Regions from separate parts of the Homo sapiens genome. Here region 1 is linked to region 2. A link is an interaction called in ENCODE POLR2A ChIA-PET data of the cell type or tissue named here. Cell type or tissue: GM12878. All regions are shown on one strand. Each heading gives the region's core, and the rest is flanking DNA. Links, peaks and the distances in the headings are about the cores only. Region 1 overlaps TESK2 (testis associated actin remodelling kinase 2). Region 2 overlaps TESK2 (testis associated actin remodelling kinase 2).

Region 1 (16,369 bases), core at 6,002-11,001, 96 kb after region 2:
CTTGGCCATGTTGTACTTAATCTGCTGCTTGTTAGCTTCTTTATAGCCATATAAAACATACAATGTGTACTTTATGGAAGAGTATTTATTGCCAGTCTTTCCAGCAGCATTAATGAGATTTTGACATAGCTTATGATATTAGTAATTTTTAATATGATGTTAATAGACTGGTAGTGATGAAGCCCAAATAGCCAAATGCTCTTGGTTATTTTTAGAAGGGATCAGCAAAGGCCTTGATGGCATAGGTCTTTCGAGACTTCTAGGTTTAATTGCCTTATAATTTGACTTGGCAGCACAACTATATGGTAAGGATAATAAAAAATAAATTATTAAAAATATCTAGCACAGTCCTTGAAACTTAGATGACATTCACCAAATACTTTTCAGTTGGTGGAATGCTTGTCCTCCAAAGTAATGTGAGTACCATTCTTCATTTCTCTTCACATTTATTTGTCAATAATTACAGTAGACAAGCATGGCACTCATTAATACCTATAAAACATTGACATTATTAGGAAGAATATTTCCCATATACATTAGTGATCTGGACTTTCCTGGGCTTGAACCATTTCCATGAGTCTTCTTTGTAATTGTAGACATTAATTGAACTTGGAACAGTCAGACACTTAGTTTTTATTTTTAAACTACCTGTAGTAATGATAGACTAAAGATTTTTTTTTTGGGGGGACGGAGTTTCACTCTTGTTGCCCAGGCTGGAGTGCAATGGCCCGATCTCAGCTCACTGCAATCCACCTCCCAGATTCAAGCAATTCTCCTGCCTCAGCCTCCTGAGTAGCTGGGATTACAGGCATGCGCCACCATGACCGGCTAATTTTGTATTTTTAGTAGAGACGGGGTTTCTCCATGTTGGTCAGGCTGGTCTTGAACTCCTGACCTCAGGTGATCCGCCTGCCTTGGCCTCCCAAAGTGCTGGGATTACAGGTGTGAGCCACCGCGCCCGGCCAGCTGACTCAAGTTTTTAAGCAAACTAGTATTTGTTAAAGTGAAAGCATAGTCTGGGCATGGTAGTTCACGCCTGTAATCCCAACACTTCCAGAGGCCAAGGTGGGCAGATTGCTTGAGCTCAGAAATTTGAGACCAGCCTGGGCAACATGGCAAAAGCCTGTCTCTACAAAAAATACAAAAATTAGTCAGGTGTGGTAGCATGCACCTGTAGTCCCAGCTATTGGAGAGGCTGAGGTAGGAGGATCACCTGAGCCCAGGAGGTTGAGGCTGCAGTGAGCCATACTTGCACTACTGTATTCCAGCCTTGGTGACAGAGCAAGACCCTGTTTCAAAAAATATATAGTGAAAACGGTTTGGTGAAAAGTCACATGAAACCTTTTAAATTTAATGAGTTGAAATATGAATCTGTATTGAGGCTGGGTGCAGTGGCTCATGCCTATAATCCCAACACTTTTAGGAGGTAGAGGCAGAAGGATTGCCTGAGGCCATGATTTTGAAACCAGCCTTGGCAACATAGTGAGACCCAGACTCTACAAAAAATTAAAAAAATCAGCCAGATGTGGTGATACACACCTACAGTCTCAGCTACTTGGGAGGCTGAGACAGGATGATTGCTTGAGCCCAGGAGGTTGAAGGTTGAGAATGCAATGAGCCATGATTGTACCACTGCACTTCAGCCTGAGCAACAGAGAGAGACCTCTTAAAAAAAAAAAAAAAAAAAAAAAAGAATAGGAATGTACCATAAGTATGTCTTTCATTCACAAGACCTAACCTTGTCTTTCACTTAGTCACAAGTATCAGGGAAGTGTAAATCTTTGTTTTTTTTTTAACAGAAAATATAATTCTGTGTATTGGTTAGCTGTTGCCCTCCAGCCACAAAACCTCAAAAGCATACAATAAACGTTTATTTCTCATACATTTCCAGAGTTAGCTGAACTGAGTGGGGCTAGATTTGGCAGTTGTGCTGATCTCAGGCTCACTCATGCATCTGCAGGTCAGCTGGTGGTCTGCTCTAGGCTGAAATTTGCTGGGAGAACTTTGCTCTGGCTCATCCTCCTTCTGGGGCCAGTGGGCTAGACTGGACTTGTCCTTTTTAAGATGATACCAGAATAGCAAGAATATGACAGTCCATTTGCACAACTGATTTTCATGACTCTCCTTATGTTCAGATTTGCTTGGCCAACATCCCATTGGACAAAGCAAGTCACATGCTTGAGTCCAGGGGTAGGAAGTATGCTCTGCCCTTATCAGGAATATGCCGCAAAGTTATGTGTCAAAAGGCACAGATTCAGTAGAAGGCGAAGAATTGGAACCTTTGACAATCAACCATGCCCTGTAAATATCCCAGTCAGCAGATCATAAGTATTTGTGTTTTCTGCCCCATTGGAGAGTAAAGAATTTCTCCCATTTCTTAAACCATAACAACTATTAGTTATTTAAACTCCCACTATGGGCAGAATGCTATGGTTGATACTGTATATTAACTATAATTCTCACAATGCTATAATCTTATTTCTTCCATTTTGTAGATGAGAAAACTAAAGCTTAGAGAAATTAAGTTACTTCCCCAAAGTAGGATTGCATCCAGGTTCATCTGACTTCAAAGTCTATTTCTATTACAACATGCTGTGCTTAATTGATTTTTATATTCCCCACGGTGCTAAGCACAAGATCTTATGTGTGTAGCATGCATAGTATTTGTAGAATTCAATTCTGACTCACTTTTTATGTATTCTGGGTTATTTGGAAAAGATACTTTCTTCCTGGTCATTGGGTGTATTAGAATGTGTTTGGGAGCAAGTAACAGAAAATAGTTAAATGGGCTTTAAACAACAAAAGGACTCATATAACTGGAATTTTAGCAGTTTATTAGATTAAGTATTGATATAATTCAATGGTTAAATTGACGCTGTCCAGAGACCTTATTCTTTCTCTTTGCTCTGTCTTTATGTTGTCAGTTTCATCCTAAAATAAAGATGTCTGTCACTCATAATCAAAAAGTAGCTGCCAAAAACTTACATGGTATATGTTTTCTCTTCTATAGCCAAGATGAGTGGGAGGTTGGGATGGAGAGGAGAGGAAGAAAGAGAGAAGAGAAAGAGATGCCTCTGGATAGATTGTATGTCATCTCAAAGCGCTTTTTCCTTTTAATATTGTTAAGAAAGGCACAGAGAAGGAAATACCGTCAAAATCAAGCAGTTTGGGAACCTGTTAGTGCAGAAACTCTCAGTGGCTAGAAGATTGGGGAACTGGGTAAGGTATATGGTTGTGGAGAGGGTTCACAAATGGCAGTACTCTCTGATCAGGAGAGTCAGCAATTGAATTGCTTGGTGAGCAGGATGTTTTGGGGGTCTCTCTTGCCTTTTCTGCCATGAAGAAAACTATCCAGCCAGGTGCAGTGGCTCATGCCTGTAATCCCAACACTTTGGGAGGCCGAGGCGGGTGGATCACCTGAGGCCAGGAGTTTGAGACCAGCCTGGCCAACATGGTGAAACTCCGTCTCTATAAAAAATACAAAAATTAGCCAGGCATGGGTGGCACAAGCCCATGGTCCCAGTTACTCCGGAGGCTGAGGCAGGAGAATCACTTGAACCTGGGAGGTGGAGGTTGCAGTGAGCCGAGATCATGCCACTACACTCTAGCCAACAGAGCTCTAGGCAACAGAGCGAGACTCTGCCTAAAAAAAAAATTTAAAAAAAAATAAACTATTCTTATTTTCTTCTGTGGCGATGAGAACCACTCAGCCAATTCTGCAGTTGCAGAATATTCCTTGGCCTAGTCGAGGTGATTCGGTCTTTTTACAACAGAGCCATCTCAGTCGAGCAGATGTTTGGTACTGAAAGAAATGCTTTTAGCTAAAGGCTATTGCAGAGAGTTTGTTATTCACATAGCTCTGATCCTCCTGTCACTCCCTATTCCCACCCAACCATACATCTTCTTTCTTTATTAAAGAGTATTAGTGACTTTGGAAATTTCTTGTTTATGCGGGTTGATATGTATTGCTTCTGAGTTGGTTTTGTCAGACTTATAAGAAGCCTTATATAATCAGACAGCTTACAATGAAACTCCATGGGTTCAGTGACCAAACTCATGCGTTATTTATAAAAATGAGCAAGCCAAGGCCATGTCCAGTGGCTTCACACCTGTGACCCCAGCACTTTGGGAGGTTGAGAGGCAGGAGGATTATATGAGGCCAGGCGTTCAAGACCAGCCTAGGCAGCATAGTGAGACCTTATCTCTACAAAAAAATTTAAAAATTAGCCAGGCATGATAGTTTGTGCCTGTGGTCCCAGCTACTCCTGCTGAGGCAGAAGGATTACTTGAGCCCAGGAGGGCAAGGCTTCAATGAGCTAGGATTCTGCCACTGCACCCCAGCCTGCACAACAAAGTGAGACCCCATCTCAAAGAAAGGAAAAGTGAGCAAGGCAGACCCTGATTCCAGTTTTTTTGGTGTGCTGTGATATGTGATATTGTTATTAGTTGTGCCTGCTTCTTATTTTTTTGTGTGTTTCAGTACAGAATATTTTCCTATCCTTATTTACCATGATAAAGATGTGAAGTTGCTTGGTGCCCTGCCTTGGGTTAACTTTGGCAGCAAAGGCATACCTATCTTTCAAGTTTGGGACTGGCAGCTGTTAACCACCACATGGTAGTTTAGAGACACACCAGAGGTACTAACAGTGATTGCATCTGTGATTCAGGTTTTCCTAAAAGGACAAGTGAGGGGGAAACGACAAAGATGTAAATTAGAAAATACACGGGAAGGTAGAGATTCACTTGATACACACCATTTTGAGTGAATCTACTATGGGCTAGGTACTTTGCTAGGCTTTAGGTTTAGGATAAAAAGACATCTGCTCCCATGATCTATTGTTACATAACAAGCTACCCCAAAACTTAGTGGCTTTCTAATTTTAGTTTGCTTGTGATTTTGTAGGTCAGGTATGCAGAAGGGCTTTCCTGGATCTTTGATCCATATGTGTCAGCTGGAGTGACTGAGCTGGCAAATCCATTTCCAAGATGGCTTCTTCATTTGCATATCTGGTGCCATGGTACTCCTTGGTTCTTCTCTTTTTCCACATGGTGTCTCATTCTTTAGATCATCTCCATATGGCTTAGGCTTCCCACAGCATGGTGATCTCAGGATAGTTAGACTGGTACAAACCACTCAAGTGGAAGCTGCAAGCCTTTTATGACCTAGCCTTGCAAGTTCCAGAATGTCCCTTAAGCTGCATTTTATTGGTCAAGCAAGTCACTAAGGCCATCTGTCAATGACCATCTTTAGTTCACTGGAGTGTCTTTCATGAACTCAATGGTTAATGGCTGGGATAGTGAGAAAATTCTTACTGTGCCCTTCCTTAGAAACTGTTTTTTAAAAATCTGTTATCCCATGCTGTTAACTCTCAGATCTCTCTGTATATTAATAGTTGTTACTCATTATAGTTCATTTTCTTTTTTTCCACTCAGTTATTTTGCTAGTGTTTGCAGTACAGCTTAGCTTGGTTACCTTCCCCAAACTGGCCATCCATTCCAACCTTATCATTTCATTTCTTTATTTTTTGAGATGGAGTCTTGCTCTGTCACCCAGGCTGGAGTGCAGTGGCACCATCTCAGCTCACTGCAACCTCCACCTCCCAGGTTCAAGAGATTCTCCTGCTTTAGCCTCCCAAGTGGCTGGGACTACAGGCGCACACCACCACACCCAGCTAATTTTTGTATTTTTAATAGAGACATGTTTTCACCATGTTGGCCATGCTGGTCTCAAACTCCTGACCTCGTGATCCGCCCACCTCGGCCTCCCAAAGTGTTGGAATTACAGGTGTGAGCCACTGTGCCCGGCCCTTATCATTATTAGAATCCTTGTTCTTGGCCGGGCACAGTGGCTCACACCTGTAATCCCAGCACTTTGGGAGGCCAAGGTGGGCAGATTACCTGAGGTCAGGAGTTCGAGACCAGCCTGGCCAACATGGTGAAACCCTGTCTCTACTAAAAATACAAAAATTAGCTGGGCATGGTGGCACATGCTTGTAATCCCAGCTACTCGGGAGGCTAAGGCAGGAGAATCACTTGAGCCTGGGAGGCAGAGGTGGCAGTGAGCCGGGATCGCACCACTGCACTCCAGCCTGGCAAACAGAGCAAGACTGTCTCAAAAAAAAAAAAAAAAAATCCTTGTTCTCTTATTAGAATCCTTTGTTCTTTGGGGTTAGTTTTGATTTTTTCTCATCACTTGAATTTAATCGGTCCGCCGTCTTTTCCTATTTTCTTCTTTGTGATATCTTTCTGATTATTTTTCTTTCTCTTCATTCCAAAGCCATAATATTATTTCATGCCTCAATTCCTACAAATACTTTTTTTTTTTCTTAAGAGACAAGGTCTTGCTGCTCTGTCACCTAAGATGGAATACAGTGGCACCATCATAGCTCACTGCAGCCTCAAACCCTTGGGCTCAAATGATCCTCCTGTCTCAGCCTCCCCATTAGCTGGAACTACAGGTGCATGCCACCACACCCAGCTAATTTTTACATTTTTTGTAGAGATGGAGTCTCACTATATCACCCAGGCTGGTCTCGAACTCCTGACCTTAAGGGATCCTCCCACCTGGGCCTCCCAGAGTGCTGGGATTACAGGTGTGAGCTATCACACCTGACCTGTTTTCTTCATTTTGACATACTACTATCTGAATAATCATCATCAAGCACACCTGATAATGTGATGCTTCTGTCTAAAAAATTATGTTTCCTATTCTAAATTCTCTCTAATCTCGTTTGATAATACGAATCCCTCCCTTAGTTACATGGGTCTTTTTGCTCTCTTCTATACATTCTTGCTTTAGGTGTCCCTTCCAGTACTAGGAATGTCCTTATCTCTCTTCTCTCCAAGCTGTGTCAAATCCCAGGTTCTCTAATGGAACTAAGTCTCCTAGATAGAGCTTATAATAATACTCTGTGTGGCTGGGCCCATAGTATATGCTTAGTGTGTGTTTGTAGTTGATGGTCTAGTGTAGACCCAACTCTAAGAAAGCTGAATTAGCCCTAGCGGAAAGAGCCAGAAATCAAAAATAGTGTGAAGGCCAGGCACAGTGGCTCACGCCTGTAATCCTAGCACTTTGGGAGGCCAAGGCAGATGGATAACTTGAGGTCAGGAGTACAAGACCAGCCTGGCCAACATGGTGAAACCCTGTCTCTACTAAAAAAAAAAAAAAAATTAGCCAGACGTGGTGGCGGGGGCCTGTAATCCCAGCTACTTGAGAGGCTGAGGCAGGAGAATTGCTTCATCCCTGGAGGCAGAGGCTACAAAGCCGAAATCACACCACTATGCTCTATCCTGGGTGACAGAGTGAGACTCTGTCTCAAAAAAAAAAAAAAAAAAAAAAGAGAGAGAAAGAAATGTCACATCTCAAATCCTTTCATAATTAGAAGTTTATTTCACTTAAACTTCTATGTGCAAAAAATATTTCTACAAATACAGTTTGACATGTACTTTGCTTTTGGAAAAAGTAATTTTTATTTAATTTTTTTGCTTTGCTCATTTAGTAATAAAAAACTCTCAAACTGTGGTACATTTCTGTTCTTATTTTTAGTAACTCCCTGTGACATTTGAGAAACAAGAATTTGAGGTTGGCAAGCTAGCCCACAAATAATAGAAGAGTTTATTTAGTTTACTTTATCCTTAAAACAGTTTTTCTCTGACTTGCTTGCTTGCTTTTGGCTCATTTATTCATCCAAAAGATATTTATTTGGCTCCTACCATGTCTGGCACTATTCCAGGTACTGGGAATACAATAATGAACAAATAAAAATCCCTGTCCCACGTTTTAATTTTTTTTAAGTTTAACTTTATTTTATATTTTTTATTTTTGGTAGTGACATGGGTCTTGCTGTGTTGCCCAGGCTGGTCCTGGGCTCAAGTGATCCTCCCACCTTGGCCTCTCAAAGCACTGGGACTACAGGCATGAGCCACTGTACCCAGCTGGAATTTATATTTTAATCAGCAGGGGGCGGGCAGAGGAGTTAAACTAAACAAGGGAACAAATTGTAATATATGTGATGTTAAGTGCTAGGTGGTTTACAATTTTCAACATGTAGACAGGGAAGGCCTCATAAAAGAGGCTAAAATTTAAGAAGGTGGGCTGGGTGCAGTGGCTCACAAAAAAAAAAAAAAAAGGGTGAAGGAACTAGCTGTGTGGATATCAAAGTGTTCTAGGTAGTTGGAATAGTATATGCAAAGGCGTGGAGGCAGAAGTGTGCCTGGTCTGGTTGAATAACTCCAAGGTGGGTGATGTGACTGCAGTGGAGAGCATGAAGAGAACAGTAGTAGATGGGGTCAGAGAGGAAACACTGGCTAGATCAGAGTCTCATATATACTGCTGTAAGAACTTTAGATTTTACTCAGGATAAATTGTGAAGTCTTTGGAGGTTTTTGTGACTTATTCTTTAATGGGATCATCCTGGCTACTGTTTGGTGAATGACTGAAAAAAGAGAAAGGGTGGAAGCAGGAAAACCAGTTAAGAGACTGTTACAATAAAGTCTGTGCAATACATAAAGACTGCAAAAAAGGTGAGAGTTAATGGTAATGGACCAGAATGATAGCAGTGGAGCTGGGAATTCTGGATCCATTTTGAAAGCAGAAGAAAAACAAACAAATAGGCTTTCCTGATGCATTGGCTGTGGGGTATGAGAGGATGAGAGAAGTCAAGGATAACTCTGAGGTTTTTGGCCTGAACACCTAAAAAATAGAGTTGCCATTAATGGAGATGGGAAGACTATAGGAGGTACACAATGGGAGATGATCAAGAGGTCATTTTTGAATAGGTTCAGTTTGAGATATTTATTGGACATTCGAGTTGAGATATCTTCATAGAGTACTGGTGTCTGAAGGAGTACTCTGAGTGATACCTTCCTTGTTCATATCCTGTTTATCAACATTTTCATTAGAGAGTGTTTCATTGATTTGGAAGGAGGCATTTTTCAACTGCTGTATTATCTCCTGAGTAACAAAAATAAAAAAATCATTCAGTGATTTTTCATACTAAATGTTTTCTATGTGCCAGGGTCTGCTAAGCTTTTTTTTTCTCCCTCTCAATATATTATTTAATTAGCATGCAATCCTATGAAATAGGTAATATTTTTCCCATTTTACAGATGACAAATCTGAGGCTCAGAAAGAGATTAAGTTAGCTAAGGTCTTGTAGCTGAGCTAGGATTTAAATCAAGTTTTGGCTGACTATAATCCTGTACTTACTAGTCTTTGAGCTCCTTGGGCTTGGCTATTGTTCACTGCTGAATTGTCAGTAACTGGAGCATAAAGGCATGCAATAAATATTTGTTGGGTAAATGGAAAATGGATAAATAAGTACTGCTCCCAACACTTGAGCTTTTAACAGTTAAACTGTTAGCTGCAAAGATATCTGCCTCTTTCAAGGTCATTTCAGCCATCCATTTGATGAATCTTTTTACAGCATTGGTAGTATGAGGACAGCAGAAGGATTTAGAAAGTTCTTCAGAGGATTTCTAGCTAATCTTTCTCCTAATCCCCTCATGATTGTTAAACTAGTGTGACACTTGAATTCACAGAGTTCTTTTTGAGTTTAGGCTAGATATGTTTCTAATAGATTTGCCAAGTGTAATTTTCCTAACTTGATAAGTGGTATCATTCCCAGGAGTTGGTTCTATGTTGGCTCCTGGGAGCTGTTCCAACTTTGGAATCTGTAGCAAGTAGGACCATGGAAGGAGGGTCTCCCAATATACCTCTCACACATTGCTACTACTCAGGGGCATTTCTGCATCCCTGTGCCTGATACATAATCACTGTCTGCACTTTCTGTATTTACTTTCTCTTTCTCTTTATGTGGTCTTTTCTTGTTATCCTGGTCACCATTATTTGCTTAGATAATAAATTCTTAGATCAGTGTTTTCCAGAGTCAGTCATAGGCATTTATTTCCTTACTTGCTCATTTTAGCTCATTTCAATGCAATTGCTTGTGTCTGTTTCCTATTTAACAAATAATTATTAAGCAGGTACTGTGTCAATGGCTAGTTTAGTGAACTTCAAAAAATGAGAAGTTGTTCTATCATAGTGGCAGAATGATTGTCTAAAATCTTCTGTAATACTAGGCACAAGTAGCTGCTCAATGAATGTTTGTTAAATGAATTAATAACTTGCAAAAGTATTAATATAGTGAATGGCTCTTCTACAAATGATAGTTTCCTTTTCCTTTATCCCTAATCTATCCCTTTTCCAAATCTTACCAATCACCATGTCCTGTTCATCTTACCTCTTTACTATTCTTGAATCATTTATCTTACATCATTCCTTCTGCCATCATTATGTCTTGCCATAACCTTTTAACTAGTCTCTTTGTCAGTCTTGTTCCACACTTTAAATCTATAGTCTCTATTGCCAGCTGGAGTGGTCCTGAAATACAAATCTTTTTTTGTTGTTTTGAATCATCTTAGCCATTTTTAAATATATAGTTCAGCAGTTAGTATTAAGTATTATCACGTTGTTGTGCAACAGATCTCCAGACCTTTTTCTTTTCTTTTTTTTTTTTTTTTTTTGAGACGGAGATTCGCTCTTGTTGCCCAGGCTGGAGTGCAATGGCGTGATCTCGGCTCACCGCAACCTCCGCCTCCCAGGTTCGAGCAATTCTCCTGCCTCAGCCTCCCAAGTAGCTGGGATTACAGGCATGCACCACTACGCCCAGCTAATTTTGTATTTTTAGTAGAGATGGGGTTTCTCCATGTTGAGGCTGGTCTCGAACTCCAGATGATCCACCCGTCTCAGCCTCCCAAAGTGCTGGGATTACAGGCATGAACCACCGTGCCTGGCCTTCTTTTCTTTTTTTTTTTAAGAAAGAAGCAGAGTCTTGCTCTGTTGCCCAGACTAGAGTTCATAGTGCATTACAGCCGCAAATTCTTGGGCTCAAGCAGTCCTCCTGCCTTAGCCTCCCACGTAATAGGGACAGTAGCTACTGTACCAGGCCAGATCTTGTTTTGTTGTTGTTGTTGTTGAGACAGTCTCGCTCTGTCACCCAGGCTGGAGTGCAGTGGCACGATCTTGGCTCACTGCAACCTCTGCCTCCTGGGTTCAAGCGATTCTCCTGCCTCAGCCTCTCGAGTAGCTGGGATTACAGGCATGCACCACCACACCCGGCTAATTTTTTGTATTTTTAGTGGAAACAGAGTTTCACCATGTTGCGCAGGCTGGTCTTGAACTCCTGAGCTCAGGTGATCTGCCTGCCTCGGCCTCCCAAAGTGCTGGGATTACAGGCTTGAGCCACTGTGCCTGGCTGCCAGATCTTTTTCATCTTTTTTTTTTTAATTGTTATTTTTTCAAAAATAAGATGGGTCTCACTCCATCACCCAGGCTGGAATGCAGTGGGATGATCATGGCTTACTGCAGCCTTGATCTCCCAAGCTCAAGTGATTCTCCTGTCTCAGCCTTTCGAGTAGCTGATACTACAGGCGTGTGCCACCACATCTGGCTAATTTTTTATTTTTTGTAAATATGAGGTCTCGCTAAGTTGCCCAGGCTGGTCTCAAACTCCTGGGCTCAAGCAATCCTCTCACCTTGTTCTAAAGTGCTGGGAGTATAGAAGTGAGCCACTATGGCTGGCCTTTTTCATCTTGTGAAACAAACTCTATACCCATTAAACAACAACTACTCATTTCTCCCTCTTCCCAGCTCCTGGTAACAACCATTCTATTTTCTTTTTACTTTTGAGACAGGATCTCGCTGTCACCCAGGCTGGAGTGCAATGGTGTAATCTCGGCTGCCTGCAACCTCCACCTCCCAGGCTCAAGGGATTCTCCCACCTCAGCCTCCCAAGTAGCTGGGACTACAGGCGTGCATCACCATGCCCAGCTAATTTTTTTTTGGTATTTTTTGTAGAGATGGGGTTTCACCATGTTGCCCAGGCTGGTCTCGAACTCCTGAGCTCAGGCAATTCGCCCACCTCAGCCTCCTAAAGTGCTGGGATTACAGGCGTGAGCCACCACACCCAGCCTGTACTTTCAGTTTCTATGAATTTGACTACTTTTGATACCTCATATAAGTGGAATCATATGGTATTTGTCTTTTGGGGATCACATTATTTCACTTAGTATAATATCCACAAGGTTCATCCATGTTGTTGCATGTGATAGTATTTTCTTCCTTTTTATGGCTGCATAAATATTTTATTGTATGTATATACCATACTTTGTTGATCCATTCATGGGTTGATGAACATTTGGGTTGCTTTCACCTCTTGGCTAGTGTAAATTATGCTGCTATGAACATGGGTATGCAAATATCTCTTTGAAACCTTACTTTCCAGACTTTTGGGTACATACCCAGAAGTAGGATTGCTGGACCATATAGTAGTTCTATTTTTAACTTTTTGAGGAACTGCCATATTTTTTTTCTGTAGCAGTTGCACCATTTTACAATCCATTGATGGTGCATAAGGGTTCCAGTTTCTCCACATCCTCACCAATACTTGTTATTTTCTGTGTTTTTTTTTTTTGATAGTAGCTATCTTAATGGATGTGAGGTGATATCTCATTGTGGTTTGATTTGCATTTCTCATTTGTTGCAAAGACTGTCCTTTCCCAGTTGATAGGTGTTTATTTCTGGGCTCTCTATTCCATTACATTGGTCTATATGTCTGTTTTTATGCCAGTACCACTTTTGAATACACATCTAATTTTGTTTCTCCCTGAAAAAACCCTTCTGTGGCTCCTCATTGTCCTCAGGGTAAAGTCAAAACTGATCTTGCTACTGCTTATCTCTATGGCCTCACTCCTCACTTCTCTTGCCTCTCTATTCCTGTCTCAACTGTGTGCTACAGCTGTACTGAACCTCTTTCAGTTCCACAAATGGAACATGACCCTTTCCACCTTTAGAGCTCTGCACCAGACTTTTTCTTTGCCCAGAACACACCTCTTCATCCCCCCTGGCCCAACCAATTCCTCAGGCCCCAGCTTAGAATTCATTTTCTCTGGGAAGCCTTTTCTGATCTTCCAAGAGTAGTTTGGTACCCCTCCTATGTGCTCTCATAATACAATATAATTTATCATTGATTTCAACTGACTGTTTGTATGTGTAGATTATAAATTCCTTGAGGGCAACGATTGTTTTATTTACATTGACATCCACTGGTTCCTAGCACAGTGCCTGACAAATGGTAGCTGCTTATCATATTTGTTGATTGAATAAATAAATTAACAATCAATGGCATTTCCTGGCTCAGAAACCTTCAGTGATTTCCTCATTGATTAAAGTCTTAGGTGAGATGCAGATATCTGTATTTAAAAATAAATAAATAAAGTTCTACAAATTATTTTGATTCACAGCTAGAGTTTAAAAATGGAATTCAGGATAAACTCAGCCTGATATCCTAGTCCTTTATGCCCTACTATAATACTACTTTTCTCCTAGTTCTCCTCTTCTTTAACAAGTACTCTATAATTCAGGCAAACTGGATTTCTTATTGTTTACTGAACATGGTCTGTGTTTTCCTGCCTCTTTATCCATATGGTTTCTTCAACCTAGAATATGCTCTTTCCCTCTGTCCTATAGAAATCATCTTCCCTGGCTGGACGCGGTGGCTGACGCCTGTAATCCCAGCACTTTGGGAGGTCAAGGTGGGTGGATCATGAGGTCAGGAGTTCGAGACCAGCCTGGCCAACATGGTGAAACCCCCATCTCTACTAAAAATACAAAAATTAGCTGGGTGTGATGGTGCGCACCTTTAATCCCAGCTACTGGGGAGGTTGAGGCAGGAGAATTGCTTGAACCCAGGAGGTGGAGGTTGCAGTGAGCTGAGATTGTACCGCTGCACTCCAGCCTGGGTGATAGAGCAAGACTCCATCTCAAAAAAAAAAAAAGAAAAATTATCTTACCTTCAAGACCTGGCCTCAGAGTCCGCTTATTTCCCCATAAAACCTTTCCTGATTCTTTTTCTCGGCCGCATCCTCTCTGCCCGCCTCCACTGCCACCACTCATTTGATCATAATGTTTCCCTCCATTCATCTTCTCCTATATAGAATTTTTGTACCTTTGTTATTACACATTCTTTCTTTTCTTTCCTTTTATTTATTTATTTATTTAGAGATGGAGTTTCACTTTTGTTGCCCAGGCTGGAGTGCAGTGGTGCAATCTCGGCTAACTGCAACCTCCACCTTCTGGTTTCAAGTGATTCTCCTGCCTCAGCCTCCTGGGATTACAGGTGCCCACCACCATGCCCAGCTAATTTTGTTGTATTTTTAGTAGAGACGGGGTTTCACAATGTTGGCCAGGCTGGTCTTGAACTCTTGACCTCGTGATCCACCTGCCTTGGCCTCCCAAAGTGCTGAGATTACAGGCGTGAGCCACTGCACTCAGCCCCATTCTTTCATTTATTAAAGCTTTTTTTGCTTTAGCTTCCCTACATAAATGTACACTCCTAGGGTAGAAGAAACCCAGGCTTTTAGGTCACAAGGCTTGGATACAAATCCAAGCTGTACTATTTACTAGTTGAATAATCATAGGCAAGTTATTTAAGTTCTCTGGGCCAGCCTGGTGGCTCATACCCATAATCCCAGCACTTTGGGAGGCCGAGGCAGGTGGATCACTTAAGGTCAGGAGTTCAAGACCAGCCTGACCAACATGGTGAAACCCCATCTCCACTAAAAACACACACACAAAAATTAGCCAGGCATGGTGGCGCACACCTGTAATTCCAGCTTCTTGGGAGGCTGAGGCAGGAGAATTGCTTGAACCCAGGAGGTGGAGGTTGCAGTGAGCCAAGATGGCGCCATTGCACTCCAGCCTGGGCAACAAGAACAAAACTCCATCTCAAAAAACAAACAAACAAAAACCAGCCAGGTGCAGTGGCTCACACCTGGGCAACAAGAGCAAAACTCCGTCTCAAAAAACAAACAACCAACCAGCCGGGTGCGGTGGCTCATGCCTGTAATCTCAGCACTTTGGGAGGCCGAGGCAGGTGGATCACCTGAGGTCAGGAGTTCGAGACCAGCCTGACCAATAAGGTGAAACCTCGTCTCTACTAAAAAATACAAAAATTAGCCGGGCGTGGTGGCAGGCGCCTGTAGTCCCAGGTACTCGGGAGGCTGAGACAGGAGAATTGCTTGAACCCAGAGGCGGAGGTTGCAGTGAGCTGAGATTGCGCCACTGCAGCCCAGCCTGGGCAATGGAGCGGGACTCCGTCTGAAAAACAAAACAAAAGAAAACCAAAAAAAACAAAAAACACACACAAAAAAACAAAAACAAAAAGATGACAAGAATGTTTCAAGATATTACAATGGTCAGGCCGGGTGTGGTGGCTCACACCTGTAATCCCAGCACTTCGGGAGGCCAAGATGGGTGGATCACCTGAAGTCAGGAGTTCAAGACCAGCCTGGCCAACATGGTGAAACCCATCTCTATTAAATATACAAAAAATTAGCCGGGTGTGGTGGCAGGCGCCTGTAATCCCAGCTACTCGGGAGGCTGAGGCAGGAGAATCATTTGAACCCAGGAGGCGGAGGTTGCAGTGAGCCAAGATCGCGCCATTGCACTCCAGCCTGGGCAACAAGAGTGAAACTCCATCTCAAAAAAAAAAAAAAAAATTTCAATGGTCAAATGAGGTAACTATGAAAGTGCTTTGCCAGGCATGGTGGCTTACGCCTGTAATCCCAGCACTTTGAGAGGCTGAGGTGGGTAGATCACCTGAGGTCAGGAGTTCGAGACCAGCCTGGCCAACATGGTGAAACCCCGTCTCTACTAAAAATACAAAAAATTAGCTGGGCGTGGTGGGAGGCACCTGTAATCCCAGCTACTCGGGAGGCTGAGGCAGGAGAATTGCTTGAACCTGGGAGGCAGAGGTTGCAGTGAGCCAAGATCACTCCATTGCACTGCAGCCTGGGCAACAAGAGAGAAACTCCATCTCAAAAAAAAAAAAAAAAAATGCTTTGTGACCAGATGCAGTGGCTCACGCCTGTAATCCCTACACTTTGGGAGGCCGAGGCAGGTGGATCACCTGAGGTCAGGATTTGGATAGCAACCTGACAAACATGGTGAAACCCTATCTCTACTAAAAATACAACAATTAGCCAGGCATGGTGGCACATGCCTGTAATCCCAGCTACTTGGGAGACTGAGGCAAGAGAATTGCTTGAACCCGGAGTCAACAGAGACTCCATCTCAAAAAAAAAAAAAAAGGAGAACGAGGAACCAAATGATGCCCAGTTTCTAGGTGGGTGGCGATGCCGTTTACTGAGATGTAGAAAACTTGGAGGGTGCAGCTGGAATACTTCCTTCTTTCAGCTGTGTATGCATTACTTGGGAATTGGTTTTTTTGAATATAACACTAATCAACATGGTCTCCTCAATGTAGAAGATCAGACTCAGTCTTTTGCCTGAGCCTTTCTTTGTCTGAGT
Region 2 (16,369 bases), core at 6,707-11,706:
GCCACTGCACTCTGGCCTGGGCAACAGAGTGAGACTCCATCTCAAAAAAAAAAAAAAAAAAAAAAAGAAGGGCCTTCTGCATTTCAGTCCTTTATTTTTTTAATCTATCCGATGGGAACAAGAAAACAATTATTGTGAAGATCAAAATGCTCTGTGAACTGTAAACTGTAAATCATTATACAGATTAAATATGGTGTTATTTATTAATTTGTCTTTGGAACAAGTGTGGAGGCTATTCTCTCTTCCTCTGAATTAAATAAAATAGAATAATATAATTTTTTGGGGGGGCTGGGCGTGGTGGCGCATGCCTGTAACAGCTGCTTTGGAGGGTAAGGCAGGAGAATTGCTTGAACACAGGAGGCAGAGGTTGCAGTGAGTCGAGATTGAGCCATTGCACTCCAACCTGGGCAACAAGAGCAAAAACTCCGTCTCCAAAAAAAAAAAATTTTTTTTTTCTTTCTGCAGTATGGAAAACTAGGGTGGTATTGATCTTGTGGTCAGTGTTTTCCTTGGACAATTTCATGGAATCTTCTTCACAATGACTTCCACAATGATTTCACTATGGAAATCATAAAGTATTTTTTATACTTAGTCCTATTATTCTTTGTATTAGGTGTAACTAGAATCTGACTAAAAGTTCTCAACATTTGTTTCACTTTCACATTACATAGTATTTACTTTGGGTTTTGTATTGCTACTGTTTGTTAGGAATTTGTATTTTGGAAGGATGTTAAAAATTTTTTTGGCGATTATAAAAGTAATGCATATTCATTAAGGAAGAATTGGAAAATAGAGATTTTAAAGGAGAAGATACACATTATTCATAATTTGCCCATGATTCAAAAAGTTAAAAACAGGCTGGGTATGGTTGCTCACCCCTGTAATCCCAGCACTTTGGGAGGCTGAGACAGGCGGATTATGTGAGGTCAGGAGTTTGAGACCAGCCTGGCCAATACGGTGAAACCCCGTCTCTACTAAAAATACAAAAATTAGCTGGGCATGGTGGTGTGCATCTGTAATCCTAGCTACTCAGGAGGCTGAGGCAGGAGAATTGCTTGAACCCAGGAGGCAGAGGTTGCAGTGAGCTGAGATTGTGCCACTGCTCTCCAGCCTGAGCGGGCCACACAGTGAGACTCTGTCTCAAAAAAAAAAAAAAAAGTTAAAAACCATTGTTAACATTTTGGACTGTATCCTCTCAGAATTATTTGTCTGTGTATGTCTATATTGTCGTCACCATCTCTCCAGGATTTGGCATAGTGCCTGGCCCGTAAGAGGTGCTAAATAAATATATGTTGGCTGAGTGAATGAAAGAAGGAGTATGTTTTTTACATTGAAAATGTGGAATCTCGATGTCCTATTTATTTTGCTTTTTCTCCACTGTACATTTTGACTCAATATTGTAGTATTATACTTTGTATTGCCATAGTTTGAAGGTAAGTTTGAGTCCAAGCCCTTAGCTTGAACTAAAAGAGCTCATAGTCTGGAAGCTCATAGTCCAGTGAAAGAGATGATAAGCAACAATTAAAATACTATATGATGACTATAATAACTAAGACTTGTGCAGGGTGATATCAAAGCACAGAAAATGAGATTGAGGGGTCAGAGAACACCTCCCACATGAGATGATTACTGAGAGAGTCATGTGGAAGAATCTGGGAAGAACACACCAGGGAGAAAGAATATTACATGCATAGATATTGAAGTGTGAGCAGGGCTCTACAAATATAGCAATTCTCTATGTTTGGAGTAGATTGTGACTGCAGATAGAGGAATGGACATAGATGAGGCTGGAGATGTGGGTAGGGGTCAAATGAGGCAGAACTTTTGTATGACACATGAATGATTCTCAGAAGTTTACTTAGCCTGGTGAAACAGATTGAAAAAAGTGTGAGAGTGGAGCTAGGAAGACCAAAAAGACATTAATTGAGTGCCAAGTAAGTAGTATAGTCAGATTACTACAAGAGCTAGAATGACATGAACATCATATAAGCTGAGGCAGAAAGTCAACACTACATCAGAAGGGTGCGTTAAGTGTAGGGAATAATGATTAGCCTAATTATAGTGGAGCAGAGTAGGGAATAATGATTAGCCTAATTATAGTGGAGCAGAGTCTTCGAATGCCGGGCTAAAGAATTTTATAAGCAACAGATATCATTGAAGATTTTTAACTGTCACCTGTATTGTCTGAACAGTTACAGGTTGCTTCCTTCTGGCTAGTCTGAAATTTGGTTAAAATCTTTCTTTTTTTTTTTGTTTTTGAGATGGAGTCTCGTTCAGCTGCCCAGGCTGGAGTGCAGTGGTGTGATCTCAGCTCACTGCAACCACCGTCTCCCAGGTTCAAGTGATTCTCCCGTCTCAGCCTCCCGAGTAGCTGGAATTACAGGCACCCGCCATCATGCCCGGCTAATTTTTGTATTTTAGTAGAGACGGGGTTTAGCCATGTTGGCCAGGCTGGTCTTGAATTCCTGACCTCAGGTGATCCACCTGCCTGAAATTTACTTTCCTGAACTTTTATCAGGAAAAAATATTAAAGGAAGCAAACCTCTATCAGAAAGTTAAAGAAATTCCATCTATTATATATCAGTATGAATTCAGTTTAATGACTATATCTTTTGTATTTGTTTTTTTGATTTTTTTTTTCTTTTTTGAGACAGAGTCTCACTCTGTCACCCAGGCTGGAGTGCAGTGGTGCGATTTCAGCTCACCGCAACCTCTGCCTTCTGGGTTCAAGCAATTCTCCTGCCTCACTTAGGCTCCTCAGTAGCTGGAATTACAGGCATGTGCCACCGCGCCTGGCTAATTTTTGTATTTTTTTTTTTTTGGTAGAGACGTGGTTTCACCACGTTGGCCAGGAATTCAAGACCAATCTAGTCAACATAGTAAGAACCCACCTCTTCAAAAAATTAAAAAATCGGCCAGGTGCGGTGGCTCCTGTCTGTAATCCTGGGCTCAAGGGATCCTCCCCTTGGCCTCTCAAAGTGGTAGGATTATAGGCATGAGTGACTGTGCCTGGCTACCTCATTCTTTTTTTTTGAGATGGAGTCTCACTCTATCTCCCAGGCTGGAGTGCAGTGGCGTGATCTCGGCTCACTGCAACCTCCACCTCCCATGTTCAAGCAATTCTCCTGCCTCGGCTTCCCAAGTAGCTGGGACTACAGGCGTGTGCCACCAGGCCTGTCTAATTTTTTGTGTTTTTAGTAGAGATGGGGTTTCACCGTGTTAGCCAGGATGGCCTTGATCTCCTGACCTTGTGATTCTCCCACCTTAGCCTCCCAAAGTCCTGGGATTACAGGTGTGAGCCACCGCGCCTGGCTAGCTACCTCATTCTTTTAATGACTACATAATATTAAGTTGTATGGATGCACATGGATTGATTGATTGGTCTTGCTCTAGTGCCGAGGCCGGAGTGCGGTGGTGTCATCTTGACTCATTGCAACCTCCGCTCCTGGGCTCAAGCGATTCTCCTGCCTCAGCCTCCCAAGTAGCTGGGACTACAGGCATGGGCCACCACGCTTAGCCAATTTTTGTATTTTTTGTAGAGACAAAGTCTCCTCATGTTGTTCAGGCTGGTCTCAAACTCCTAAGCTCAAATGATCCACCTGCCTCGGGCCTCCCAAAGTGCTGGGATTACAGGTGTGAGCCATTGTGCCTGGCCTGTACTGTAATTTATTTAATCTATCTCTATTTTTGGATATTTGGATTGTCTCCATTTTTCTGTTACTGTATTAGTCAGGGTTCTCTAGAGGGACAGAACTAATAGGATATATGTATATATGAAAGGGAGTTTATTAAGGAAGATTGGCTCACATGATCACAAGGTAAAGTCCCACGATAGGCCGTCTGCAAGTTGAGGAGCAAGGAAGCCAGTGACAAATCAGTCCAAGTTCTAAAACCTCAAAAAGTAGGGAAGCTGACAGTGCAGCCTTCAGTCTGTGGCCAAAGGCCTGAGAGCCCCTGGCAAATCACTGGTGTAAGTCCAAGAGTCCAAAAGCTGAAGAAGTTGGAGTCTGACATTCTTGGGCAGGAAGCATCCAGCATGGGAGAAAGATGAAGGCCGGAAGACTCAGCAAGTCTGCTTTTCCATCTTCTGCCTGCTTTATTCTAGCTACACTGGCAGCTGATTAGATGGTGCCCACCCAGATTGAGGGTGGGTCTTCCTCGTCCACTCCACTGACTCAAATGTTAATCTCCCTTGGCCGCACCCTCACAGACACACTAGGAACAATACTTTGCATCCTTCAGTCCAATCAAGTTGACACTCAGTATTAACCATCACAGTTACCAACAATTTATACTTTAATATTCTTGTACATATATCTTTGTGTACTGATAGCAACTGTCATTTTTCATGGCTATAAAAATATTCTCTTGGCCGGGTGTGGTGGGGGCTCACGCCTGTAATCCCAGCACTTTCGGAGGCTGAGGCAGGTGGATCACCTGAGGTCAAGAGTTCGAGACCAGTCTGGCTAGCATGATGAAAACCCGTCTCCACTAAAAATACAAAAATTAGCCAGGCGTGGTGGCACATGCCTGTAGTCCCAGCTACTTGGGAGGCTGAGGCAGGAGAATTGCTTGAACCCAGGAGGTGGAGGTTGCAGTGAACCAAGATCGCGTCACTGCACTCCATCCTGGGCAACAGAACGAGACTCAAAAAAAAAAAAAAAAAAAAAGGCCAGGCTAACACAAGGAACCTAACTTCCTCTTTCCTCTTGATTACTTTCTTTCCCACAGTCTCTGAAATTCTGAAATAGCCCTCTAACATCAGAAGAAAAGGTGAGTTGCCTTTCTTTTCTTTTCTTTTTTTTTTTTTTTTTTTGAGATAGAGTCTTGCTCTGTTGCCATGCTGTGCACCCAGCCCATGAGTTGCCTTTCTGCCCCAAGTGGTCCTTTTCAGGCCTTCTCATATTTAACTAGGAAAATTGATCAAAGGAGATATTATCCTGGAAATTCATAAATTCACCTAGTGCTTTACCATCTCACATTATTTGCATCGGGTCCAATATTAGTTTTGTGTTATTTCATATTCCAGCATATAAAGTTATAGATACATTTAGTATACACAGAAGATCAGAAACTGCATTAAAAAAAAAAAAAGAGATGGAGGCCAGGTGTGGTGGCTCACACCTGTAATCCCAGCACTTTGGGAGGCCAAGGCAGGTGGCCAAGGCAGGCCAAGGTCAGGAGTTCGAGACTAGCCTGACCAACATGGTGAAACCCCATTTATACTAAAAATACAAAAATTAGCCCAGCGTGGTGGTACGCACCTGTAATCCCAGCTACTCAGGAGACTGAGGCAGGAGAATCGCTCGAACCCAGGAGGTGGAGATTGCACTGAGCTGAGATCATACCATTGCACTTGAGCCTGCACGACAGAGAGACATTCCGTCTCAAAAAATAAATAAATACAATAAAAAAAAAAGAGATGGGGTCTTGCTATGTTGCCCAGGCTGGTCTCAAAGTCTTGGCCTCAAGCAGTCCTCCTGTCTTGGCCTCCCAAAGTGCTGGGATTACAGGAGTGAGCAACTGTGCATGGCCCAGAAAATTTTTTTTTGAGACCGAATCTCACTCCATCACCCAGGCTAGAGTGCAATCTTGGCTCACTGCAGGCTCCGCCTCCTGGGTTCAAGTGATTCTCATGCCTCAGCCTCCTGAGTAGCTGGGACTACAGGCATGCACCACCACACCTGGCTAATTTTTTGTGTATTTTTGGTAGAGATAGGGTTTCATAATGTTGGCCAGGCTGGTCTCGAACTCCTGAGGTCAGGTGATCTGCTTGCCTCAGCCTCCCAAAGTGTGAGCCACTGCGCTTGGCCAAAAAATGTCATATATGATCTTAATATCATTATTATACTTAACTAAATTAACAGTAATTTTCTACTATTGTCTGGTAGTCGTGCTTATTAAAACTTCCCCAATTGGCTGGGCATGATGGCTCATGCCTGTAATCCTAGCACTTTGGGGGGCTGAGGCGGGAGGATTGTTTGAGCCTAGGCGTTTGAGGCTGCAAATGAGCTATGGTTGAGCCACTGCACTACACCCTGGGTGACAGAGCAAGACCTTATCTTAAAAAAAAAAAAAAAAATCCCTAATTGTCTTTTATAGCTGGTTTGTTCAAATCAGGATCTAGCCAAGTATCATCATTGCATTTGGTTATTTTAACTGTTAATTCTTCAGAGTCAGAATTTGAACATAGTAGTGTGTACTCCAATGCGTTTGCTTTTTGTTATGTCATTGGAAAGAAGAAAAGCTTTTTAACAACCAGAACTTTGCAATAATAGAACAGACTACTGTAGTGAGCTCTTTGTTACTGGTGTTGTTTTAGTAGGCCAGGCTGACTCTGCCTTCTGTAGTGTCCAATCCAGTGGACAGTTTTCTTCATACCATATACTACTTTGTGGTATTTGATATGTGTGTTGTTTCCACTTTTGGTTTCTGTGACATATTAGGTTGGTGCAAAAGTAATTGTGGTTTTTGTCATTACTATCAATGGCAATATACTTTCTTCTGGTTTTATTCTTGCGTTTTTCCTTTTTAGTCTCATTTGTATACTCTTCCTTTTTTTGTCCTGTATATATTGATGTTCCCTTGACCACTTACCTGCTTTCACCTAAGCACAAAAAGAAGGTGCCTGGGCTTTGGTGCATGGTAGGAACTCGGTATTACCTAGAGTCATATTCTGTACTTTGGGAAATTTTTTAGTAAGTGCTAGTGACTTTTTTTTTTTTTTTTTGAGACGGAGTCTTACTGTCTTGCCAGGGAGTGCAGTGGCACGATCTCGGCTCACTGCAAGCTCTGCCTCCCGGGTTCACACCATTCTCCTGCCTCAGTCTCCCGATTAGCTGGGACTACAGGCACCCGCCACCACACCTGGCTAATTTTTTTGTATTTTTTTTTTTTTTTTTTTTTAGTAGAGACAGGGTTTCACCGTATTACCCAGGATGATCTCAATCTCCTGACCTTGTGATCCGCCTGCCTTGGCTTCCCAAAGTGCTGGGATTACAGGCGTAAGCCACCGCGCCCGGCATGCTAGTAACTTTTAAGTGTACATCTTCAGTCTAGTCCTCTCTCCTAAGCTCCAGTATGGTGTCTCCAACAGCCTCCTGGACATTGTTAACTGGTGTTCCTTCAGGCAACTTAAACTCAGTAAGATCTGAGAAGAATTTGCGTCTCCTTACACATCATATCCTTTAGGTGAATGGCTAGCCATTCTCCCAGTTACCCAAACCAGAAACATGGGAGGGATTCTAGTTAAACTTGGAGTCATCTGGGTACCTCTTGTACCTCATATGTCTACTTGATCACCTTTTTTTTTTTTTTTTTTGAGATGGAGTTTTGCTCTTGTCCCCCAGGCTGGAGTGCAATGGCGCAATCTTGGTTCACTGCAATTTCTGCCTCCTGGGTTCAAGCGATTCTTCTGCCTTAGCCTCCCAAGTAGCTGGGATCACAGGTGCCTGCCACCATGCCTGGCTAATTTTTGTATTTTTAGTAGAGGTGGGGTTTCCCCATGTTGGCCAGGCTGGTCTCGAACTCTTGACCTCAGGTGATCTGCCCGCCTTGGCCTCCCAAAGTGCTGGGATTACAGGTGTGAGCCACGGTGCCCGGACTTGAACACCTTTTTTTTTTTTTTTGAGATGGAGTCTTGCTCTGTCGCCCAGGCTGGAGTACAGTGGCACTATCTCGGCTCACTGCAAGCTCCGCCTCCCAGGTTCATGCCATTCTCCTGCCTCAGCCTCCCGAGTAGCTGGGACTACAGGTGCCGGCCACCATACCCGGCTAATTTTTTTGTATTTTTAGTAGAGACGGGGTTTCACCGTGTTAGCCAGGATGGTCTCGATCTCCTGACCTCATGATCCACCCGCCTCGGCCTCCCAAAGTGCTGGGATTACAGGCGTGAGCCACTGCGCCTGGCCAGAACACCTTTTTAAAAATGTCACTTATCTCTGCTCAGCATGGTAGTGCTGAGGCGGCTGAGGTGGCTGAGGCAAAGGGGATCCCTTGAGCTTAGGAGTTCGAGGCTGTAGTGTGCAGTGATCATGCCTGTAAAGTCCAGCCTGGGCAACATAGTGAGACCCCCATCTCTAAAAAAATGGTCACTTATCTTCTCTCACTTCTTTTTCCTCACTGCCAGTACCTTAATTAAGCCTTCCCTCTTATCTGTCATTAACAATTATCTTGTTTGGGTGCAGTGGCTCATGCCTGTAATCTCAGCACTTTGGGAGGCTGAGTTGGGCAGATCACCAGGTCAAGAGATTGAGACCATCCTGGCCAACATAGTGAAACCCCATCTCCACTAAAAATACAAAAAAATTATCTGGGCATAGTGGTGCGTGCCTGTAGTCCCAGCCACTCGGGAGGTGGAGGCAGGAGAATCGCTTGAACCCGGGAGGCAGAGGTTGCAGTGAGCCGAGATCGCACCACTGTTCTCCAGCCTGGGCAACAGAGCAAGACTGTCTCAAAAAAAAAATTATCTTATTGTACTCTATTATATTCATTGATTTACATGTATCTTTCAGGAGACTGAGTTCTTGGAAAGGTGGAGTCATGTTTTATTCCATTTTGTACATCCTCCTACCAGAGAGGCAATATTAACATAGCGATTAAGAGTACAGCCTCTGGGTTTGAATTCTGGCTCCTCCGCTTCTTTTTTTTGAGACGGAGTCTTGCTCTGTCGACCAGGCTGGAGTGCAGTGGTGTGATCATAGCTCACTGCAACCTCTGCCTCCTGGGTTCAAGTGATTCTTCTGCCTCAGCCTCCTGAGTAGCTGGGACTATAGGTGCACGTCACCATGCCTGACTAATTTTTGTATTTTTAGTAGAGATGGGATTTCACCATGTTGGCCAGGATGGTCTCGACCTCCTGACCTCGTGATCCACCTGCCTCAGCTTCCCAAAGTGCTAGGATTACAGGTGTGAGCCTCTGTGCTCAGCCTTCTACCACTTCTTGGTTGTGAGATTGGGCAAGTTAATTCCTTAATGCCTTCGTTTACACATTTGTAAATTGGGGGTAATAATGGCATCTATTTTATAGGACTGTTATGGATATTAAATGTAAAGCACTTGGAAAAGCATCTGGATTATAGTAAATGCTCAGTAAATACTATAGCACCTGTCCTAAAGCCTTGCACCTAGTGGCTACCCAATTAACATTTGAGTCAGCTAATAGAGGGGATTCCTGAATTGGTCTAAAGATTAAACTAGTTCATCTCTAACTGCCTTTATAACTTTCACCCTAAGTTTCTGTTTTATGTCATGGCTTAGGGCCTGGTGGATTGAAGTTACACAGCAAATATGATGCTTATTTAGAAGAGCTAATACACTTTTAAGAACTGGCTTTTGATCTGTCTGGTACTAATATATGCCATTGTGTATATTCGTGGTTAATTAGATAAGGGATGCCAGTTTTTATGCTAGATTGCCTTTGGTTTGAATGGAAACTGCAACTCATTATTTCACAGCAGGAAGGTAAGCTCAGCAGTATTGCTTTTATTTTTAATTAGATAGTCATCCTGAAACGTGTCTGTATTAGCTGTGTTGGTCCATAGAAAGAATAACAGCTGAGCAGACTTGTCATGTAGATTTGCCATGTGTTTGGTATTGATACACAGCTAATGTACTTGTCAGTATTCCCATTCTAGAAAATAAGTGGCCAGTTTTCGGGGCTACATATTACTCATAATGAATCCTTAATTTATTCTGGATTAGGTGGGGACTTTTTATGATTATAGAAAGAAAACAATGTGATGAGGATATTGGTATATTATGTTTGCAGTCTTTTTCTACTCTTTATATCTAGGGTGTGAAAGTCCACTGAATTCTCAGAAATCTTTTTTGATGACTTTGTGGGATAATATTACCAACTTTGTGCACATATGATTCCATATTTGGATGGACATTGACAATTTTTGATTGCTGGCTGACACTGCCAAATCCAGCTACCTGTTGGTAGATAGCTTTCTAGTGCATTGCAGGATTAAATTTGTGTCTGGACTATTGTGAAGTTGTATCTACTTTGTTTTGCTGAAATGAAGGGGTGAGAAACAGCAGATACTGTGCATTAGAATGGAAAATAGAGAATGATTGGGATTTGGCATATTTTCCCTGTCAGCATGGCATCCATTCTTTAGAAAGCCTGTTTAAATCAATACTGATTTTTCTGTCTGTAGAATGTGATTGAATGACTGAAGGAAGGCTTTTGCCTCAGAGACTGGTAGAGCCATCATTTGTACACTTTTTACTCACCCTGTTGAGGGAAGTTGGGGAATAGTAGTAGCTTTCTACGTAGCTAACCCACAAATCATTTTTCACAGAAATTTGATGTATTTCTGAAGGAGACATGTTATAATGGGAAGTGCTTAGGTTTGAAACTACTAGATTTGAATCCTGAGTCTCACTAGTTGTTTATATTTGGAGAAGTCATAATCTCTCAGGATTTTGATTTCTTTTTCTTTAAATTAGAGATGATAATACATGCTTTGCAGAGTTGTCACAAAGATTACAGATAACATACAAAACCCTTGGTAGAATGCGTGGTCTGTAGTAAATAGTGGCTGCAGTTATTATTTCCAGAAGCATATTTCAGACAGGAGTGTGGTCTGAGAGTCCTAAAAATTTCCTTGATATTTCTGAAAAATGATTTTTGGAATTCTTACTTTGGAAAGATTAAAAAATATAATATTGAAGATAGGCTATTTAGTTCACTAACTTTTTTTTAATTGGTAGCTTTTCAAATTACTTTCCCCAATCAAAGCTTTTAGTTGTATTTTCTTTGTGAAAAACAAATCAACTCCTATATAAATGAAATTAATATTTGAAAAAACAAACCTACCTATGTAGAAAAGAAAAAGTTTTGAACTTCCAAGTTTATAATATTTAAGTTGAGAACATAGTTACTAAAAAATTACTTGTGTCCTTATAAGCCACATAATTTGGGCATTTTTGAAAGACTGCTAAATGCTATTTCCTAGTCTAAGAACAAAAATGATTAAGCTTCTCTAACACAGTGTTTCTCAACCAGGGCATTATTGGCATTTAGGGCAGGACAATTCTTTGTTTTGTGCATTGTAGGACATTTAGCTTCCCTAGCACCTGCCCACTAAAATACCAGTAGTGCTCATCCCACACCCCCATCATTGTGACAATAACGCCTTATGTTTTTCTGGTAATGTGATGGTAACTGTAGTTATCTCTGTTCCAAAAAAAGTATATTAATACTTTGAGGGACACTATTAGTATCAATAGATAATACTCAATATATAAGACCAAGAGAGGTAATCCAGAGGCAGAAACCATCATAAAATGTCATATATTTGAAATAATGTATTTTCTTATTTTAAAAGTAATCATTCCCACATTTTATAAAATTGGGCTTGGTTTTAGGGTTTGTACGTGTATATCTTTGCTGCCTTTTATTAGTTATTAAAATTTGTCAGAATAAATTGACAGCCATTTATAGCTTGGTTGATTTCATTTAAAATATAGTCATTTAGTTTGCTCGCCAAGGGAGCAGAAGGCATGGTTTGGAAGTTTTCTCTTGCTCAGCACTTCTCTAAAATGGATTAATACAGTTCTTACTCCCATGGAGAGGACTCTACTTCTTACCACTCATCTCAGCTATCTAATCATTAGTATTACTTTAGCATGTGATAGGGTCTCTACACTAAATATCAGTGTTTGTTATGAGCTCTCTAATTTTTTTTTTTTTTTTGAGACAGACGTTTGCTCTATTGCCCAGGCTGGAATGCAGTAGCCCAAACACGGCTCACTGCAGCTTTGACCTCCTGGGCTCCAGCAATCCTCCCACCTTGGCCTCCTGAGTAGCTAGGACTACAGGTGTGCACCACCATGCCGGGCTAATTTTTGTATTTTTTGTAGAGACGGGGATTTCACTATGTTGCCCAGGCTGATCTTGAACTCCTGGGCTCAAGCAGTCATCCTGCCTGAGCCTCTAAAATTGTTGGGGGATTACAGACGTGAGCCAGTGATCCCACCCAATATTTTAAGTTTGTGGACTTAAATAAGTTAGGCCATCCAAAAATTCACCCATGATTTTGAAGTTTTAGCCTAAGATATATATATTCCTAGGACTAAAAACTACGGTGGAAATTTAGCAGAATAAAAGTTTGAGAGTCTAGAGGCTTGGCTTGCACACTGGCATGCTGTTTATTTGCCAAATTGTTATCAATGTTTTGGCTTAAGCATGCTACATAGCTGTTGCATTAGCAATAGACTTAAAAAAAAAAAAAACTGTGAAGGCCGAGCACAGTGGCTCATGCCTGTAATCTCAGAACTTTGGGAGGCCAAGGCGGGCGGATCATGAGGTCAGGAGTTTGAGACCAGCCTGACCAACATGGTGAAACCCCATTTCTACTAAAAATACAAAAATTAGCCGGGTGTGGTGGCGCGTGCCTCTAGGGAGGCTGAGGCAGGGGAATCCCTTGAACCTGGGAGGCGGAGGTTGTGGTGAGCCATGATCGCACCACTGTACTCCAGTCTGGGTGACAGAGCGAGACTGCATCTTAAAAAAAAAACAACAAACCTGTTAAACTTTTTTGAAATTAAAAAAATTTAAATGCAGAAAAGAGTACAGTATAATAAATAACACCCAGAATTAACAAATATTAATTAATGAAAAATGATAAAATTAACAGATATATCATTTTGTGTTATTTGCCACAGGTTTGTTTTTCAATAGAAGGAAACAAAAATATTATTGGCAGTCCATCACCTTAACCACTTGGCCACTTCATCACGTTAAGGAAACAAAATTTTATTAGTATAGTGGATGTCTCTTTTGTTTCCCTTTCTTGTCATTTCACTTTCTTTCCCCTGAGGCAAATACTATTATGAATTTAGTGTCTTCATTTTTAGTTCATGCTTTTAGATGTTCACTATAAATATGTAATATCTTTAATAATTATAATAACAAACAGGAGTTGAATGCTTATTGTTTATTAGGTACTATCCATTTAATCAATAACTTTGTGGTTATTGTAAGGATTAAATGAGTTAATAAATATAAAATGTAGGCACTGTTTTTATTTTCATTTTTCAGATAGGGAACTAGAGATGTAGAGAGGTTAAATAACATATCTAAGTTCATATAACTAGAAGTTACGGAGCAAGGATTTGAACCCAGATTGTTTGGCTGTAGATGTCATAGCATTCATGACTATGCTATTCTGCTTTTCTGTAATATATAATATATAATATATATTATTATTATTATTATTTGAGATAGAGTCTTGCTCTGTTGCCCAGACTGGAGTGCAGTGGTGTGGTCATGGCTCACTGCAGCCTTGACCTCCTGGGACCCAACTAATGCTTCTGCCTCAGCCTCCTGAGTAGCTGGGACTACAGGCGCATGCCACCATGCCTGGGTAATTTTTGTTTTTGTTTTTGTTTTTTTTGAGACGGAGTCTTGCTCTGTTGCCCAGGCTGGAGTGCAGTGGCACGATCTCAGCTCACTCAACCTCTGCCTCCTGGGTTCAAGCAATTCTCCTGCCTCAGCCTCCTGAGTAGCTGGGACTACAGGTGCACACCACCACGCCCAGATATTTTTTGCATTTTTAGTAGATACAGGGTTTCACCATGTTGGCCAGGATGGTCTCGATCTCTTGACCTTGTGATCTGCCTGCCTCGGCCTCCCAAAGTGCTGGGATTACAGGTGTGAGCCACCGCGCCTGGTCAATTTTTGTATTTTTTGTAGAGATTAGGTTTAACCATGTTGCTCAGACTGGCCTCGAACTCCTGGGCTCAAGCTATCCACCTCCTCGGCCTCTCAAAGTGTTGGGATTATAGACGTAAGGCACCATGCCCGATTAGTATATATTATTTTGTGTATTTTTAAAATACATTTTTATAAAAATGGTATACTGTGGGGTGGTTGTGCAATTTTTTTTCAGTAACTTCTTTGAAAACCTTTTCTTGAATTAAATTTTAATAATATCGCTAACTACAACTTGCTTTTCTCCCCAACTCTACATTACTTTTTAAATACATTCACATTGCTACTTATAATTTGTTCATCTAAGTGCTGTATGTTTTATTGAGTAATATGCCACAGTTTATTATCTATTACTCCTACAGATGAACTTTAGGTTGTTTCCTTTCTTTCCGCTGATTACACACACTGGTAAAATGAAATGAATATCTTTATTCAGGCCTCTTGTGTTTATGTGCAAGAGTATCTCTAAGCATATAACATTTAAGAAATACATTTACCCCTCTTGAAAAGTGCTGTGAACCAAGATACAAATACCAAAATTTAGTCTATTGTGCTATTGTAAAACTTCTAACAAGACTCCTACCAAAGCAGCTCAGTTGCAATTAGCATTCTTTCTTTCTTTCTTTTTCTCTTTTTCTTTCTTTCTTTGTCTCTCTCTTTCTTCTTCCTTTCCTTTTTTCCTTCCTTCCTTCCTTCCTTCCTTCCATCTCTTTTCTCTTTCTCTCTCTCTCTCTCTCTCTCTTTCTTTTTTGGAGTCTCACTCTGTCACCCAGGCTGGAGTACAGTGGTGCCATCTCAGCTCACTTCAACCTCTGCCTCATGGGTTCAAGTGATTCTCTTGCCTTAGCCTCCTGAGTAGGTGGGACTACAGGTGCACACCACCATGCCTGGTTAATTTTCTTTTCTTTTTCTTTTTTTTTTGAGATGGAGTCTTGCTCTATCTCCCAGGCTGGAGTGCAGTGGCGTGATCTTGGCTCATTGCAACCTTCGCCTCCTGTGTTCAAGTGATTCTCATGCCTCAGCCTCCTGAGTGGCTGGGATTACAGATGTGTGTCACCATGCTGGCTAAGTTTTGTATTTTTAGTAGAGACGGGGTTTCACCATGTTGGCCAGGCCGGTCTCGAACTCCTGACCTCAGGTGATCTACCTGCCTTGGCCTCCCAAAGTGCTGGGATTACAGATGTGAGCCACCGTGTCTGGCCTAATTTTTGTATTTTTAGTAGAGACAAGGTTTTGCCATGTTGACCAGACCAGTCTGGAACTCCTGACCTCAAGTGATCCACCTGCCTTGGCCTCCCAAAGTGCTAGGATGACAGGAGTTAGCCACTGTGCCCTGCCACAGTTAGCAGTTTCTTACCTCTTCCTAGCTAGCTGAGAATGTAAAACCAGACCCATTGAGCTGCAATGAGCAATTCTGTCTTCTGTGCTGTAATATGGAAAACTAGGATTTGCCACTCTCAGGGAACCCTGAGGGCACTGAGGAGGTTAGTAAGGTATTTTGTTACGAATGAAACATATCTTGATAACAATTCAGTAAAGTTGTAGGATACAAAATCAGTATACAAAAATCAGTAGCATTTCTGTGTGCCAACAGCAAACAATCTGAAAAAGAAATCAGGAAGGTAATCCCATTTACAACAGCTTCAAATAGGATAAAATACCTAGGAACAATCTTAACCAAATAAGTGAAAGATCTTTACAATGAAAACTATAAGACTTTTTTTTTTTTTTTTTATCCAGTGTCTTGCTCTGTCGCCAAGGCTGGAGTGCAGTGATGTGATCTTGGCTCATCGCAACCTCTGCCTCCCGGCTTCAAGCAATTTTTGTGCCTCAGCCTCCTGAGTAGCTGGGACTACAGGTGTGCCACCATGCCTGGCTAATTTTTGTATTTTTAGTAGAGACGGGGTTTCACCATGTTGGCCAGGCTATAAACTATAAAATATTGATGAAAGAAATTGAAGAGGACACCAAAAAATGGAAAGATATTTAATGTTCATGAATTGAAAGAATCGATATTGTTAAAATGTCCATACTACCTAAAACGATCTACAGATTCAGTGCAGTCTGCATCAAAATACCAGTGACACTCTTCACAGAAATAGAAAAAAAATCCTCAAATTTTAGAACCACAAAAGACCTAGAACAGCCAAAAGCCTCCTGAGCAAAAAGAACAAAACTGGAGGAATCACATTACTTGACTTCAAATTATACCACAGAGCTATTGTAACCAAAACAACACGAGAATACTGGCATAAAAACCGACACATAGGCTGGGCATGGTGGCTCATGCCTATAATCCCAGCACTTTAGGAGGCTGAGGAGGGTGGATCGCTTGAGCCTAGGAGTTTGAGATGATCCTGGGCAACTTGGCAAAACCTTGTCTCTACAAAAAAAAAGTACAAAAATTAGCTGGGTGTGGTTGTATGCACCTGTAGTCCCAGCTACTTGGGAGGCTAAGTTGGGAGGATCACCTGAGCCCTAGGAGATCGAGGCTGCAGTGAGCTGTGATCACGCCACTCCATTCCAGCCTGGGCAACAGAGTGAGACCCTGTCTCAAAACAAAACAAAAACAAAAAACCAGACACACAGACTGATGGAACAGAATAGAGAACCCAGAAATAAATCCATATACCTACAGTGAACTCA

The links. ChIA-PET counts read pairs that join two places held together with the same protein. Peaks named below come from ENCODE experiments on the same cell type or tissue, not always from the same donor. Only the 100,000 strongest peaks of a DNase experiment are listed, where the experiment ranks them.
Region 1: POLR2A ChIA-PET joins it to region 2 with 7 read pairs; 3 of 35 experiments call an interaction of 5 or more read pairs at or near these places.

The regions. Positions count from the first base shown.
Region 1 is chr1:45,367,184-45,383,552 of GRCh38, reverse strand. The region is part of intron 4 of TESK2 (testis associated actin remodelling kinase 2); the gene reads left to right. Among named protein-coding and RNA genes, the nearest start is that of TOE1, 35 kb to the right of the region's middle. In GM12878, for the core only: no CTCF peak of the experiment used is centred there; no DNase peak of the experiment used is centred there; H3K27ac peaks cover 1,919 bases.
Region 2 is chr1:45,463,511-45,479,879 of GRCh38, reverse strand. The region is part of intron 1 of TESK2 (testis associated actin remodelling kinase 2); the gene reads left to right. Among named protein-coding and RNA genes, the nearest start is that of TESK2, 19 kb to the left of the region's middle. RefSeq lists a silencer at 6,276-6,325. In GM12878, for the core only: no CTCF peak of the experiment used is centred there; a DNase peak (open chromatin) is centred at 9,409.